Linked DNA regions of Homo sapiens: region 1 is linked to region 2. A link is a loop called in an ENCODE intact Hi-C map of the cell type or tissue named here. Cell type or tissue: Caco-2. All regions are shown on one strand.

Region 1 (8,000 bases), 72 kb after region 2:
ACCTGACACCAGCCCCAGACTCTGCACCTCCCTTTTGGTATTTTCCAAGGGATGTTGTTTCCCACTCTGTTCAAGGCTGTCCCAGTCCCTCTGATATATTTCAATTACTTTGACTTTTGATAACTCCATGACATGGAGGACGAACTCTTGAATATTTCTAATAAGAAATTTCATTTTTTTTTTATGTGAACTACTGGGAATAAGAACTCTTCATTTCATGGGTTGCTGTGTTTTACTTGTTGACACAAAGTGAGTATACAAATGAAAACCCAGAAAGCCATTACTTAAGAGCACAGCTTCAAGTCTGTGAAAATTATCTCAACTCCAAAAGCTTCTGTGCCTGTGACCTGTGCGGCTTGTCTCCAAGTTACAGTGATGCCTCCTTGATGGATGATCTTGTCATTTGACACCAAGTACAACTGCAGTAGTAACAATATGTTCATTCTTTCTGAACCCTGTATGAGATTCCCAGGCTTGGGGACCCATTGTGAAAATGACATTGATTGATAAGTCCCCCGCGAGCTTTTAAATGTGGCTCTCTTTATATGAGTGCTCATACTGCATGGGTTTTTTAAATTGACTCTATTAATATTGTTATGTTATTATGATATTATTCTAGTTTATTTACTTTTCCAAAGAAATCTGTTTAAATCTGTTTGGAAAAACACCCTTAATGCAGCGCCGTACCCAAGTCATAAACCATTGCCATTATGTTGACTACACCCTGGGGTAACTGTTAGGAAGACATTTATTACACAATGTTTATTGCACGCCTGTGTGTCCACTGTTCTCTGTTAAGTGCCCAGGGAAACATAAAGCATAAGATCACCCTTTCTCGTTAAGAGTATACAGTAAAATTTAGAAGACAGGTTTATATGAAATATTAAATATAATGACACAGCAGCTTAGAGGAGTGTCATGCTATGACCAAGCTCTTGGTGAGAAACTATCACTAGAGGAACAACTGATAAAAAGTCTCAGAGATGCCTTGGAACTGCCATTGACTCCACCTTTGCTTCTATCTAAGGGGAGCTTTAGAGCTTGGAGATAAAGGGAAGGGGCTGAGATGGAGCAAAGGTGGGGAGACCTCGAGCCTGAGTTCTGCCTAGAGGTGGATGGGTGGGAAGGGTACAGGGGGTGGGATTCCAGGGCAGGCTCCCAGAAGGCCTTGTGCGGGATGCAGTGGAGACTTGAAAGAGGTACTGTGGGGCACAGTGTATCTTTGCATGAGTAGGGAAGGACGAGGCTTCTGGCGCCAGCCTGCCTGAGTTCTAAGCCACACTCTGCCATTTGTAGGCCTGACAATTTGGAGAACTGTATTCTACTTCTTTGCATCTTAGTTTTTTCTTTTTTTTTATTGTGGTAAAAAAATACATAACATTTACCATTTTAATAATTTTTAAGTATAAAATTCAGTGTTATTAAGTATATTTACAATAGTGTGCAACCATCACTCTATCCATTTCCAGAATTTTTTCATCTTCCAAAACTGAAAGTATAAATTGTAACTCCCCATCTGCTCTCCCCCAACCCCACCTTCTTTTTCTTTTGTCTCTATGAATTTGCCTACTCTAGGTACATTATGTAAGCAGATTCATACAGTATTTGTCCTTCTGTGTCTGGCTTACTTCACTTAGCATGTCATTAAGATTCATCTATATTGAGCATGTATCAGAATTTTATTTTCTTTTTCACTTTAAATAATATTCCACAGTATGGACAGACCATATTTTCTTCTTCCATTCCTCTGTTGATGGACACGTGGGTCCTTCCACTTCGGGCTGCAGTGAAAACTGGTGTACAGGTGTCAGTGTGAGTCCCTGTTTCAGTTCTCCTGGGTGTGTACCTAGGAGTGGAATGGCTGGATCAAGTGGTAATTTTGGTTTTAATTTTGCACCCTAGTTTTCTTATGTATAAAGTGGGGGTGCTGATAGTTCCTAAAACACAGGGGTATTCTGAGGATTAAGTGTTAATACATAACAAAATGCTTAGACATGTTTAGAAGAGGGCTGGCGTGTGGCAAACTCTAGCAAGTGGTGGCTGGCGTGATTCTACCGAAGGCACCAGCTGCCCCTGTCCTCAGCCAGCTGGGCCAGCACCTGGAAGTGAGGCCTGAGGATCAGCACTGCCTAAAACAAGGCAGCATACACAGCAGGTGCACACTTAACGTCATCGATAGGTTCCGGAAACTGCGACTTGAAGCAAAACAACATATGACAGAACCAATTTCACCATAGGCGAGTTGGTATAAACAAGAGTTAAGTTTGTATGGCGGCTTCTGGTCACAAAAACATCACCAAACTTCTGAATGAAGACCAAAACGCTTCTAATATTCAACAAGAAATGAATGTGTGTTATCCATACATTTAGGAAAGTTTAATAAAAACAAGTAAGATAGACCGGGCATGGTGGCTCATGTCTGTAATCCCAGCACTTTGGGAAGCTGAGGCGAGTAGATCACTTAGGGCCAGGAGTTCAAGACCAACCTGGCCAACATGGTGAAACCCTGTCTACCAAAAATACAAAAATTAGCCATGTGTGGTGGCACACACGTGCAATTCCAGCTACATAGGAGGCTGAGGCAGGAGAATCCTTGAACCTGGGAGACGGAGGTTGTAGTGAGCCAAGATAGTGCCACTATACTCCAGCCTGGGTGACAGAGCGAGACTCTGCCTCAAAACGAACAAACAAAAAAACAAGTAAGATAGTGATTTACCTTCTTATTTCTGTTCAAGGACTTGGGTGGCCCAGAGCCTATCCCAGCAGCTCAGGGTACCAGGTGGCCACCAAGCCCTGAACAGGGCACCATCCCATCGCTGCACCTTTCACACACACCCACACACACTCACACTGGGACTGTGTAGGCGTGCCAGTTAACCTCATGTGCACATTTTTGGGATTCTGCAGACCTGGGGAGAATGGGAAGACACACAGACAGTGGCCCTGGGCAGGGATGGATGCTATTTGAGAACTGCTGAACTTACTTGTGGTGTTGGACAATGAACGCTTTTTAACTGTGTGTGGTTCACAGTACTGCTGTTCTTGTCCTAGCTTTTGATATTTCTGTGGTCTCATAGGTAGGTGATGGAATGTTATGTATCCTTATTTACAAAGGCTGAGATCTGAATCAAAATGTTTAAATTTAACCTCTTCCTAAATTCTTTGAGGACATGAAATATGATTATGTGTTTTTTTTTTAATTTGAAAATGTTACTCATGGTACAAAAAGACAATGTATCAGTTTGTGCAGCCAGGAAGTTGAACTCTGAAATATCACATGTTTTGACAAGAGCCTCCTGGGGAAGGGACTACACAAAGAGGCGGTTTCCTGTTAAAAATTCAGCACATTGTGCTCTAAGTGCTGTGAGTTGGGCTAAGGATGAAAAATCTCCTTTGATATGTAACTCAAGCATGGATGTTTGGCTGCAGCTAAAAAGCCCTAGAGCTCTCCATAGTGAGTGTGTCATAAGGAAGGTAGGAATGCAGATGTGTTGCTGGCTGCCACTGGGGAAAGGTTATCTTACAATAAACACAAAAATGACTTTCGGCTTCTTCAGACAGCCTGCTTTTCTAAATTAGTAAAAGTTAGTTAAATATTCGATTTAAATTCCTTGTCAAATCTATCATACAAAGAATTTTGAGAATTGTGAGTAAGCTATGGATCAATGAACATAGCATATTTTTATATGCTATGTTTGAGTCAAGTAAAAGGACAACATTGTAGTCTTTTTTTTTAAGGTTTGCTTCCTTTGCATGATGAGAAACAAAATAAGTTTTGCAAAACGAAGTGATGATGCGTATACAGTTGAATGTACGTTACAAGCTCTAGTGTATATTATCACCAGTAAACGTTGGAACTGCATTAATTTTGTTTTGACAATCATTTTGTTAAAGTGTGTAGGTACTTTGTTAAAACAAGGAGAGATGGGCTCTTTTAGACAGGAACTCCTGGAGGGGAACAGACAGAAGCTTATCTCCTTCCTTAGGCCTCTAGCATCCGTCTTCAAATTGCCTAAAATTCTTTTGAGCAGGGCTTTGTTGGGGGAAAGAAACTGTGTTAATGCAGGGTTCCCTGTGTCACCAGGAGCGTCCTCACTCAGCCTCCATTAACCCAGGGAGGACTGGAGAGTCTCTTCACTGGTCCTTCTAGACACAAAAGAACAATAAAAATCCACTGTTTGCTGATGCTTGAAATTCCATTAGCCAAAGAACAAAAGCATTTCATTCTGCAACTTACAACAAAAGTACTTTCAGATTTCATGCCTTAGTGTGTGATTGTGTTTGAGTCAGGGCGTCATAAGTCAGGGAAACAATTCAAATGACTGTTTTGTTAGGAGGTGAAAGGGCACACGCTGTCTTGAGTGTCTGCAAAGGCTGAAGAGTCCTGTGGAGGGGACGTGGGAAGGTGGAGGTCACAGGTGGGGCAAGTGTGGGGTGCAGTGAGGGGATCACAGATTCCAGCCCCAGGCTTTAGGGCTTCACAGCCCACCTCCTGCCCACCCTCTTACCCTTATCTGAGATAGTTCCAAAAGGAGCCAGCCCTAGAAGGCCTTTTTTCCTTAACAAGCATTTCTGCCCATGATGATTTATGAGGATCACTTTTTAAACATGGTTGAGTTTGTATAACCAGGGGATTAATTAGCTGAGGAATCACTGTGACAGCAACACAGATAGAGCACCAGAACTGAAGGCCATAGATGGAGAGAATGAGACGTGCAGACCCCCTGCACCCGCTTCACAGCAACATGGGCTCATTGTTGTAAGCCCTGGCCAGGGCAGAGTGGTCAAGGGCACCAGTGAGTAGGACTGGCTGAGAAGGGGGCAGAGTTTCGATAAGGGAAGAGGAGGCAATCCAACCAGAAAAAAGAGAGCCATAAGAGCAGGTGCAGGAAGTCCCCGGTGCATTAGTTCTTTTCAGACCTCAGTGAAGGGACCTGTCTTTCTTGTTATGTTCTACTTGGAGATGAACTGAGATTGTCACTGTAGTAAATTCATCAAAAGTTCTTCTCTGAAGAAACGTGGACTCCAGCCTCTAGTACTCTGTACTGAACCACTAAACCTGTGCACATCTGAGAAATGCCCCTTTGTAGGTTTGTGATTATTCCAGTGTAGAGTCATAAAATACAAAGATGTCATTGGAGGCTTCTGAGTGCAGGAATTTAGGATCATTCATTGTTGAGAGACTCGATGGTTACGCAAGTGTGCCTCGATATACATGATACCATAACCTTATGTTACATTTGTGTTTTTGTGTTAAAAATATGAAGTTTTTAAAAGTGTAGAAACAACTCCAAATCAGAAACTGTAGAATCTTAAAAAAAAATCTCATGTTATTTCAAAATAACATTATTGTGCTTCCACGTATTACCACAGATAATGCAGAATGATTTGCTTTAGGGCTGGAACAAGCCTTGGAAAAAGACTGATCGTTTCCTCCATAATTATATTATGTATTAAACTTCCAGCATAGCTAGTATATGTGGATTAAGTGTGAAATTAGTATCAGTTATGGAAACTTTTGTAGAAAAACTTGCATATTCAATAGCATATGGCATAGGGAAGCCAGCCCATCGCATCCAACCATGCCAAATAGCTCCACTGTAACTTGATATCAGAAATGTTGGAGAATATATGCTGAAAGTGTCCCAGTTTTCACACAGCAACTTGACTTTAACAGTAATTCAAACGCATGGGTGCTTCTTTGCAAAAATACATGTGTATGTGTAGCTTGTTGAGACAGTATTTATCATAGTAAATTTTTCTATGGCCAAAAATTTCTGTCTTTCCCTTCATCGTTCAAGAAAAAAACCTGTGTCTATATGGAATAACTTGGCTTAATTGGTCCTGAGTAATGCAGTCTGATACCTGCTATGGTCCTGTCTGCCATCTTGTCATGAGTCAACTGTGATTAGAATGAATGGGAAATACTCGTTTATGATATCTCTGTTCTCTATGTGCAATTTCAATTTACACAGAGAAGGTCTCATTCGCATGGAGAAGGAGTTGCGTGGGTATAGCAAATCATCATTGTGAGCACTGATTTGATATTGTCTCCCTGTAGATAGAGCCCGGGTATAACGTTAAAATCTAACATGGATAATAGAGTTGATTGTAGTCTGCGGCAATGCTTTGGGAGAATGATACTAACAAAACACCAGATTTTGATGATGGGGTTATTATTAGAAACTTAGGGTTTTACAGCTGGAAGGGAACTGACAGGTTTCAGATGAAAACTAAAGCCGTAATGTAAGGTGACTTGTGAAAATTACAAAGCCAAGGCTATGGCTGTATTCCTGGGTCTTCCAGCCCAGGGTCCTTTCTACTAAACCATGCAATACAGAAATTGAGAAATAAATTATACTTTTATCACGTTTGTCATGGAAAATTTACAATCTTTCTTCTAACACATAGAGATTCAGAAAGTATGTTAAGTGACCAAATTAAATAAGTGCTCTCTATTTAACAGTTACCTATTTAATGTTTATGAATTTAAATTCTCACGCTGTGTGTCCACAGAATTAATAGCCAATAATCATGCACTGTGTCTGCTTGATTTAGGATAGATCTCTCCCTTCACTATGCTTTAAGTTTGCTCTGTGAGGCTGGTCTCATACAGCTGGATAGACTATATAGGTTGCAGCAATGATCTTCAAATATGTAATCAGTTATCAGCAAAAGGCAAGAAAGGAGAGGTTATAAATTGTTCTCGTTGGGAGTGCATCCATTGTCACCTGTCATTGTAATAGAATGCAAAGCTCTCTATGTTATTTCCTAATGGATGTTTAACATCGGCTATGCATCATTCACTCAACGAGCATCGATTGTCTTTGCTGCTCCTGATACTTCATCTAGCCTCAGATGGGATGCAACATGGTCTTTGCCTCAGTAAAGCTACCAAAGAAGATAATATGTGACCAACACTTAATATACATTTACTAAATGCCTAATTTTTGCCGGATACTGTTTTAGAACCAGAATATTAATATCTGTGGTAAACTGTTTTGAAGAATGCTGAGAAAATCCCAAGTTAAATGTTGACTATGTATATATGTTTAATGATGGTGGTGAGAATGATGATGACAAACATGCATTGAGCATTCACTAAGCAAGCAGTGTGCTAAATATTTCACCTGGTTTATTTCATTCAGTCTTCAGAACAACTCTCTAAGGTAAGTGAAAGATAAGCTCTTACCTTATCTATCACTAACCCTTTGTGAGAATGATGATGGGAAAAGAGGCTAAAATAGATTAAATAATTTGCCCAAGAATAATAAAGAAGGCTCAGTTAGAGAGAAGAGTCCTCAGATATGTGCCTTGATGTTACAATAGGATGTTTTTGACTTTGTGATCGCTGGGGGAGAATGTAGAATTGAAGGTGCTATTAAAAGGTAAAAAACATTAAGAAATATATGGCCACATTTTGAAACAAAAACTTAGTGTCATTTTTCTGACATGCCAAATTTCCCTTTGATATGAATGTTTATTATATTTCTAAAATGGTAATAAGCACATCTTCAACTTGAAAATTCGAATTACCCCTCTATTTTCCTATGACTTAAAATACAAAATATAGAAAATCGGAAAACAATGAAAATCGTATCACGTAAACTGTAAACCAAATAGCACAACGTGATTTATTTTCATTTGTTTCCTTAGGTTTATATAATCACATTGTTGCATCACAAAATGTAAATCTTTATCATCATTAGCATTTCTCCTTAAACAGAGATCCTGACTATATTAAGTCTATTTATCACAAACTGCTAGGTGCTAAGCTCTGGCATATGGTTGTTGAAATAACACAGCTTCTCCACAAGAGCTGCTAAGAAATTGGGGCTGCCCATCTGGCTGGGGAAAGCAGGAGGCATGACAGGTGATGGGCTGGTACTGGGTGAAGGCAGCCAAATGCCTGGATGAGGGCCACAATTCAAGGCCAATCTAGGCAGCATCCTGGAGGACTCAAAAGAAATGAGATGAGGGCTGGGCGTGTCTCATGGGTG
Region 2 (8,000 bases):
TTTTAGTGTACTTCACATACTGCTTAGAATTTAGGTGTCAGCAAATGTTTTTCCCATACTTGACAAAACAGTGTGTCCACACACTTGCTGTATTAGCATAGGTATGTAATTCTGTAAGCAGGTAAATACTTCAGTGATTGCCTCCAACACTGACAGTGTCAGCTGAGGAAAACTCTAGATGGTAGATGGAGGAATGGAAATTTAAGTCACATATTTTAATCATAGACAATTTAAATTCAGATCCATATTTATAGTTTTGCTTTAGAATTGGATAAAGACCATTTGTGGTCTCAATATTTGGGACTTGCTAAAAGTAGGTACCTTGATGCATTTTGGAGGCACTTCTTAACTCGGATTCCTGAGTGTAACCCAAGTATTAACTCTATGGCCATAGAATGCCGACAGAAGAGCAGAAGAAACTTCCACTTTTATGGTTCCTGGGCATGCAATAAGACTCTCAAGAAATTAGATAGCCAAATCAGTGTGCCATTTCTCATCACCAGAATAGCAAGCTTCCTGGTCTGAGAACCCCAAGGGAAAGTCTAAACTCCATTTTCGCAATCACTTTTCTATTTTCCTGACTTTTCACTGAATTGTACTCACGGGTATAAATCTAACCTTTGATCTACGTGGACCTCATGAATAAGTACAAGTTCTACTTGTTTGGGATTTTAAGAACTAGCAAAAGCAAACAAACAAGCAAAAAAACCCAAATCCTTTGCCAGTCATGGATGTCATGTTTGAGAAGAAATGCTATATATGGCAAGAACTATTGCGGGCAACTTCAAAATTTCATACACAAAAGGAGTTACTTTTTCAAAACTCCAAAAATGGTCATTAAATATGTGTAAATGTATTTATAACTACAGAAAAGTTCTAGAAGACACAAGCTTCCAAAAACATCTATTAGAAATGAAATACCTGTTCAAGATGAAGTTTACTAGAATAGTTAACTTTCCTCCTTTAACCCTTATTATTAATTTTTTTTAGTTTTCCAGGAAATATTGCTATGTTATCATGAACTGCCTAAGTAGATTGTCCCATACATTTTTGATGTTGCTCTAGATGTGTTATGATTTGGATCTGTGTCCCCACTCATATCTCATGTGGAATTGTAATTTCCAAGTGTTGAAGGTGGGGCTTAGTAGGAGATGACTGGATCATGGGGGTGGTTTCAAATGCCTTAGCACCATCTCCCTGGTGCTGTCTTGTGATAGAGTTCTCTTGACATCTGATGAGATCTGATGGTTTAAAAGTGTGTGGCAGTTCCCTGCTTGCTCACTCTCTTTCTCCTGCTGCCATGTAAGGCATGCCTTGCTTCCCCTTCGCCTTCTGACGTAATTGTGAGTTTCCTGAGGCTCCCCAGCCATGCATATCTGTGAGTCCATTAATCATCTTTTTTTTAATAGATTACCCAGTCTCAGGTAGTTCTTGATAGCAGCGTGAGAATGCACTAATACAAGATGCTTACTTCCTTTTCATGTTTTCTGACCCAGCTGTTAATGAGTTTCACTATAATAAATATTAAAGTTTTATACTTACAGTTGTTTGTGAAATCTTTTGGTTAAGTCTCATATTTTTCATCAGTTTTCATGGAGAAGATATATTTTCCCAGCTCTTCATCTTCAATTCGTATATTAAGACTATAAGAAATAGACACTTCCTCCTTTCCCTCAACTTGTAAACCCTCTCATAGGAGGCTTAATGAAAAGAAAGGTGATAGGTGTTTCCTCTTATTTAAGGAGGCACAACACTATACCATTTAAATGTAATCAGATAAAGGATTTTAAAATGTGTATACAATATCAACCTTGATTACCTTTAGAATGGTTGACAAAACCATGGTGGTAAAGAATCGCTTAGTGGGATTACTGGGTAGGAGACCCCCCTGGAGTCCTGGCACACCTAGAAACTTACCTGATTCTGAGGAAGCTGGAATTTCTCCTCATCAGCACGTATCCCCCTTGGTTGTGGTGTAGAGGGATGGAGAATCTGATTTATCATTATTATACAAACCCAATAAGAACATGATGTGGTGGTTGTTAGCCATGGCTCCTAGAAGACAAACTTAAAACTATAAATGATTATAGATAGGTCTGTCTAGTGGTTAAGAACACAAACATGATTTTGGACAAATTATTTAACCTCTCTGAATCTGTTTCCTCATTTATAAAATGAGATAATAATAACTTGCCTCATTGGATGTACACAGAAACAATGATAACATTTTACTTTAAGGCTAAACTGCTTTTTGGATACAACAACAACAAAAATACAGCTATTTTTATCACATGAGAATATGGAAAAGGGTAATTTCAGTGATATAGGAAATGAGTTGTCCTCATTATCCAGTGGTGAGTTGACTTCTCAATAAAATACCAGCTCTACTTATCTTCATTGTTATTATTATATTTTCAAAGACTATTCCAAGCCAGGCTTCGTGGCTCATGCCCATAGTCTCAGTACGGAGCAGACGAATCACTTGAGCCCAGGTGTTTGAGATCAGCTTGGGCAACATGGCTAAATCCTTTTCTACAAATAATACAAAAATTAGCTGGGCATGGTGGACCACACCTGTAGTCCCATCTACTTGGAAGGCTACAGTGGGAGGATCACCTGAGTCTGAGAGGTTAAGGCTGCAGTAAGCAGTGATCACACCACTGCACACAAGCCTGGGTGACTGACACTCTGTTTCAAAAAAAAAAAAGAATATTCCCTAATTCGGACTGCTCATTGATGAATTAAGAAAAGCACATTATTGGCTAAGGCAAATTGTAAGCTTAGAGCAAGAAATAGAGAACATAACATAAATCTGTAGAGCTAAATGAGCCTTAAATTTTCATCCAGTCCATCAGATATGTCAGCAGCTTTGAAATACCAAGGAATCATCTCATTCCAGATTGACTGGGTAATAAAGGGAGCAAACTCAGTATTTAAGACCTTTACAAAGCTGTAAGCAAAGCCTGTGGACACCTAAACATTGATTTCAAATAATGCAATATCAGTTCTAGAACGAACTTAAGCTGTAACATACACGGAAGGGCCCCATTTTTAAGATACCAATGTATAGGCACTGTTCGGAAATAGAGGTATATTCAACAAGTCTTACAGAAAAGTCTTCAAAATTCTAGAAGAACAATGTGCTGTTTCTACAAATGATAAGTCACGGAGCCTGTTGTGATTCACATCGGTTTAATATACAGTGCTGCCATATCTGTGAGCAGCATCCTTTTATCGTCAGAGATTCCGCTGGACTTGTTTGGGTTCGCTGCCTGTCCTGCTCCACACAAACCAAACCTCACCATAGTACAAAGAACAAATGAGAGCTTGTTCTCAGGCAGTCAAGAAGAAATGGAACAAATATACTAGAATTCATGAAAGATTGATTGCCAAATATTTAAATACTGCTATCAGTTAAAAAAATGCCGATAAGCAAACAAAAAGCACAAAGAGAACACTAGAGTCCTAGACATAGGGGAATGCCAGTCATGTTCAGCCTGTTTGTCCACCTGTAACCCTCACCTCCAAGGCAGCACCTTTAACCACTACCCTCTACGCATCTGAACTTCCCAAGGCTGTAGGAAGTTAACTATTTAAAGGACAAAATGTTCCAGCCTAAATGTAAAGGATTTTTATAATACCAAAGGCAAATATATCCTACAGGGAATGGTTATACAAAAACATGTATATAGTTACGCTTTGATGTATTGAAATGTGATATATCTTCAAGAAATTACTCATTTGTTTTATTTCTCTTTGCAAATAAATATTTTTAAAGTAGTCTCTTTGGCTAGTGCCTTAGCCAAGCACATTGTGGGAAGAACTTAAAATGCTTAGTCATGTGCCTTTTTCTTATTGGTATTCCTTAGGTGCCTCAGCCAAGGGCAATGACATAATACCTAAGCCCAGCCAAAGAAACAGGGCCCACTCTGTCTTGACAGAGTATTATTCATGATCACCACTTTACATAAATGTTAAAGGATATCAAGTAAAGACATGAGCTAATTATGCAAAAAATTGAAACAAATGCCACTCTTAATGCTGGGTGATTAGGATGCAGTATTCTTAGTAGTCAAACAAGTCGAGTTATTTCTTAGAAGACAGTGCCTTAAATTTATGCCTGAGGTCTAGAAAAGGATAAAATATGATAGATGCTTTCCATCTGGTAATAAACAAAAAATACTCCCAGTTCTGCCATAAAGAGACTCCCAATTTGTTAATTGAAAATTTTGCATTCTGCAAAGTTGCGCTTGCGTGTGTGCATGTCTGTATGTGTCTTGGAGAAAGAGATTACTTTAAAAATGAGATCCTGCCTTTGTTATTATTGATATTATTTGGAAAGAATATATATTTATAGTAAAACTGGTGCATTGTGGCATTTTAGGAGGCAGTGGTGCTGATTCCATATAGCAGATGTGTTTCTTTACCTCTAATTAATTAATGTGTTTTAAAAAGTGTGTTCTAAGTTAATTTTCTGGCAATCGTTGTCGTTGTGTATTTGATAACTGGATGGAAATTGCTGTCTTCAAGCTTTTTAATCCCAAAAATGTAAAAGCATGTGAATTTCATGGATTGATAATTTACAACATCAGGTATGCCAATGGGTTTAAAGCTGAACTATTACCGAGATGGTCAACTATACATTCCATTTGAGAAACCCTGCTTTGAATACAGTGAAATTAATTTCATGCCAGGGTAGAGAGCTACTTCTGAAATGATTTTGTCTTCTTCATCTGTCATTGCATGAGCTTTAGTTTGAGGCACAGATTGAAGAAAGGCTTGTGAGGTCTCAAATAAGAGGTTTATACCCTGCCAGAATATATATTATTAATAGATTTAATATACCCTACACTGCTAGTACAGACTTCGAATTTACACTGGATTCAGGGATATTAGCTAGTGTGTGATAACATATACATCTAGTCTCTTAGTACCAATGGTTCTATTTTTGAGTCTGTCTGACACTTGGTTTCAAGAGTTTAGTGCAGCAGCAGGCAGCACTGGGGTTTCAGTTGCATCTGAGTACTTGTCACTACAAGGCCCCTAGGCAAAAGTCCAGCATTGTTTGTTTGACTTCCTTCCTCATCCTGTTTTCCCATTTTTTTCCTTACCACCTCCTGCAATCCATTTCAGCAGCGATAACTGCTGGATTACAGATAAAAGCTGAGCTGGCCCTAAAAATCTTACTCCTTGCAAGGATTTAATTGCAAAAGAATCTGTGTTGGAGCTTCCCCGTGTCCCTTGGAAGGCAGACGCAGTAATTTGGCTGTCAATTGTGTGTAATTTTATACCTTAGCGTCTGGAAGGATAATAAATAGAATTACACAGTTTTACACTGAAATGCTGATTATCAGAAAATAAGAAGCCAAAATTTCAGGAGTCATGTCTTTTAAAGTCTCTCCTAAATATCAAGTTTTGTTAGCATAAACATTTTAAATGTTAACTTTAACTTATTTGTAAATCACTACCAAGTCACCTATTTCATGTTAAAGCTTTTCTGTGTTAATGCTACTTATTCTTCCACCCCTCTGTCCATATAAGTAGATAAAAATTGCCAGGACATGGACATCATGAACATGTAGGTTTTGTTTGTGTGTGTATATTTGTTTGTTTTTTGTCCAAAAGATTGGATTATTTGTCCAAAGGGCCACAGCATAGTCAATTATTTTAAAGTTAATGATACCACAGCAAATAGTGATTCCTTTATACTTTAGTTCTACTTTTATTTTGTAAAAAGTAAAAATCCTTCATTTTCTTTAAAAAGGAAATTGGCAACAATATTGCTAGAAACCTTTGAAATTGATTTTTTAAAATCAAGAACATTTAGTAAGTAAATAATATTCCTGTTTTCATACATGCATGCCTGTTATAGCTTTCAAAAATCTAGGATTTAAAATAATTTAGAACCTTTTCAAAAGTAGAATATACATACAGAAAAATTTTGGTTTTTGCTATAATGGCAAAAACTGCAATTACTTTTGCACCAGCCTAATATATTCCAGCAAATGCAGCTTGCTCACTGTTATGTGTGTGAGACTCAGTCATAATAGTGTGCCTGGTTATACATGATTTATTTACTTTGCTGAATAGTATTTCACTGTGTACGTGTACTATACTATATTCATTCTAGTGACTGAGCATTTCTGTAGTGTTCAGTTGGGACTGACAGCATTATAGGAGATGTCTTCTGGTGTGCTTATGTGCACATTTTTTAGTTTGTGGCATTATCGAGTAGAATTGCTGAGAAACAGAGTATGTTTATCAAGAATTTTAGAAGAAATTCACAACTGTCACATTTATTTTAACATTTTATATTCCCACTTACAGTTTTATGAAAGTTCCAATAACACCCAATACTTGCCAATTTGGGCATTATCTGTCTCTCTGAATTTTAATCATTCTAATGAGTACTTAGTGGCACCCTATAGTGGTTAAAATTTTGTACCCTGGTGAGTAGTGAAGTTGATTGTCGTATTAGTCCATTTTCATACTGTTATGAAGAAATACTGGAGACTGGGTGATTTAAAAGGAAAAAAGGTGTAATGGACTCACAATTCCACATGGGTGGGGAGGCCTCACAATCATGATGGAAAGTGAAGGAGGAACAAAGACACGTCTTACATGGCAGAAGGCCAGAGAGCATATGCAGGGGAACTGCCCTTTATAAAACCAGCAGATCTCCTGAGACTTATTCACTATCATGAGAACAGCACGGGAAAAACCTGCCCCCATGATTCAGTTACCTCCCACCAGGTCCCTCCCATGACACCTGGGAATTACGGGAGCTACAATTCAAGATGAGATTTGGGTGGGGCACAGCCAAACTATATCAATCGTTTGCCAATTTATTTATTGGCCACATGGGTCATGTGGTTGTTTTCTTTTGTGCAGTGCTTGTTAAGTATTTTACCCTTTTTCTATTGGGTTGCCTATTAATGTCATATTACATTGCATTTCAGACTTAACACATATACAGAGAAAGACAGAATGAAAATATCTTCTCCCATTAGTGTACTTTCACTTTCCTGATGGGGTCTTTGGTAAACAGAATTTCTCAATTTTAATATGGCCCAATTTATAACTTTTTTTATATTCTGTTATGGTTAGCTCATTTTGTGTCCTGCTTAAGAAAGCCTTGGCTACTCCAAGGTCATGCATGTGCTGCATATAAGCATTTTCATTTAATCTTTCACATCTAGCCCTTCACTCCAGATGGAGTTGATTTTTTTTATTTTTTCGCAACTGGGGTCACGTTGCATTTTTTTTCAACAGGTGAAGGCACTATCTTTCCCTCTGCACTGCAGTGTCATGTTTCTTGTAAATCAGGTGTATGTGTGGCTTCATGTCTGGATTCTCTTCTGCTCCACTGTTCTTTTTGTCTCTCCTTATGTGGATACCACACAATCTTTATGACTGCAGTTTTCTAGTCCACCATGTTATCTGGTAGGCTGTCTTCCAGATTTATTCTCTTCCTTTAAGACTGCTTGCTCTTCTTAGCCCTGTGCATTTCGATATAAATTTTAGAATCCACTGTCCATTAAGTCAGGCCCCTTACCCCCCCAGAAAAGCATGCTGAGGTTTTGATTATAATTTTTAGGTAGATGTTTGGTTGTTGTTTTGATCAAATTGAGGGCTTTCCCCCACTATTTCTGGTCTGCAAAGATTTTTTTTTTTTACTTAAGAATACTGTTGAACTTTGTCAAGAGTAAACATTTTTGCATCTTTGGGATTTCCCTTAAACCACTGTTATGATTATCTCACAATGTTGATTTTATTGTACTTCTTTCCTGGAAACACTAAAATGAACCAAAAATACAAGAGGATTGCGAATAAAATTCCATTTACAATAATACTAGGAAATAAATCAGCACAAACTCATGAAGGAGATATGTGAGTTTACACGTATCTTCCCAGATATCATACATTATGCATATTTCATTTTAGAAAAAAGAAGAGGAAGGAAGGAAGGAAGGCAGGAGGAAGGGAGAAAGGAAGGAAGG

The links. Peaks named below come from ENCODE experiments on the same cell type or tissue, not always from the same donor. Only the 100,000 strongest peaks of a DNase experiment are listed, where the experiment ranks them.
Region 1: it touches region 2 in a loop (6-fold over the local background); 4 of 110 quality-filtered maps call a loop at or near these places.

What each region holds. Positions count from the first base shown.
Region 1 is chr5:11,520,599-11,528,598 of GRCh38, reverse strand. All of the region lies in intron 3 of CTNND2 (catenin delta 2), which reads left to right. Among named protein-coding and RNA genes, the nearest start is that of CTNND2, 380 kb to the left of the region's middle. In Caco-2, no CTCF peak of the experiment used is centred here; a DNase peak (open chromatin) is centred at 4,378.
Region 2 is chr5:11,592,291-11,600,290 of GRCh38, reverse strand. All of the region lies in intron 2 of CTNND2 (catenin delta 2), which reads left to right. Among named protein-coding and RNA genes, the nearest start is that of CTNND2, 310 kb to the left of the region's middle. In Caco-2, no CTCF peak of the experiment used is centred here; a DNase peak (open chromatin) is centred at 3,510.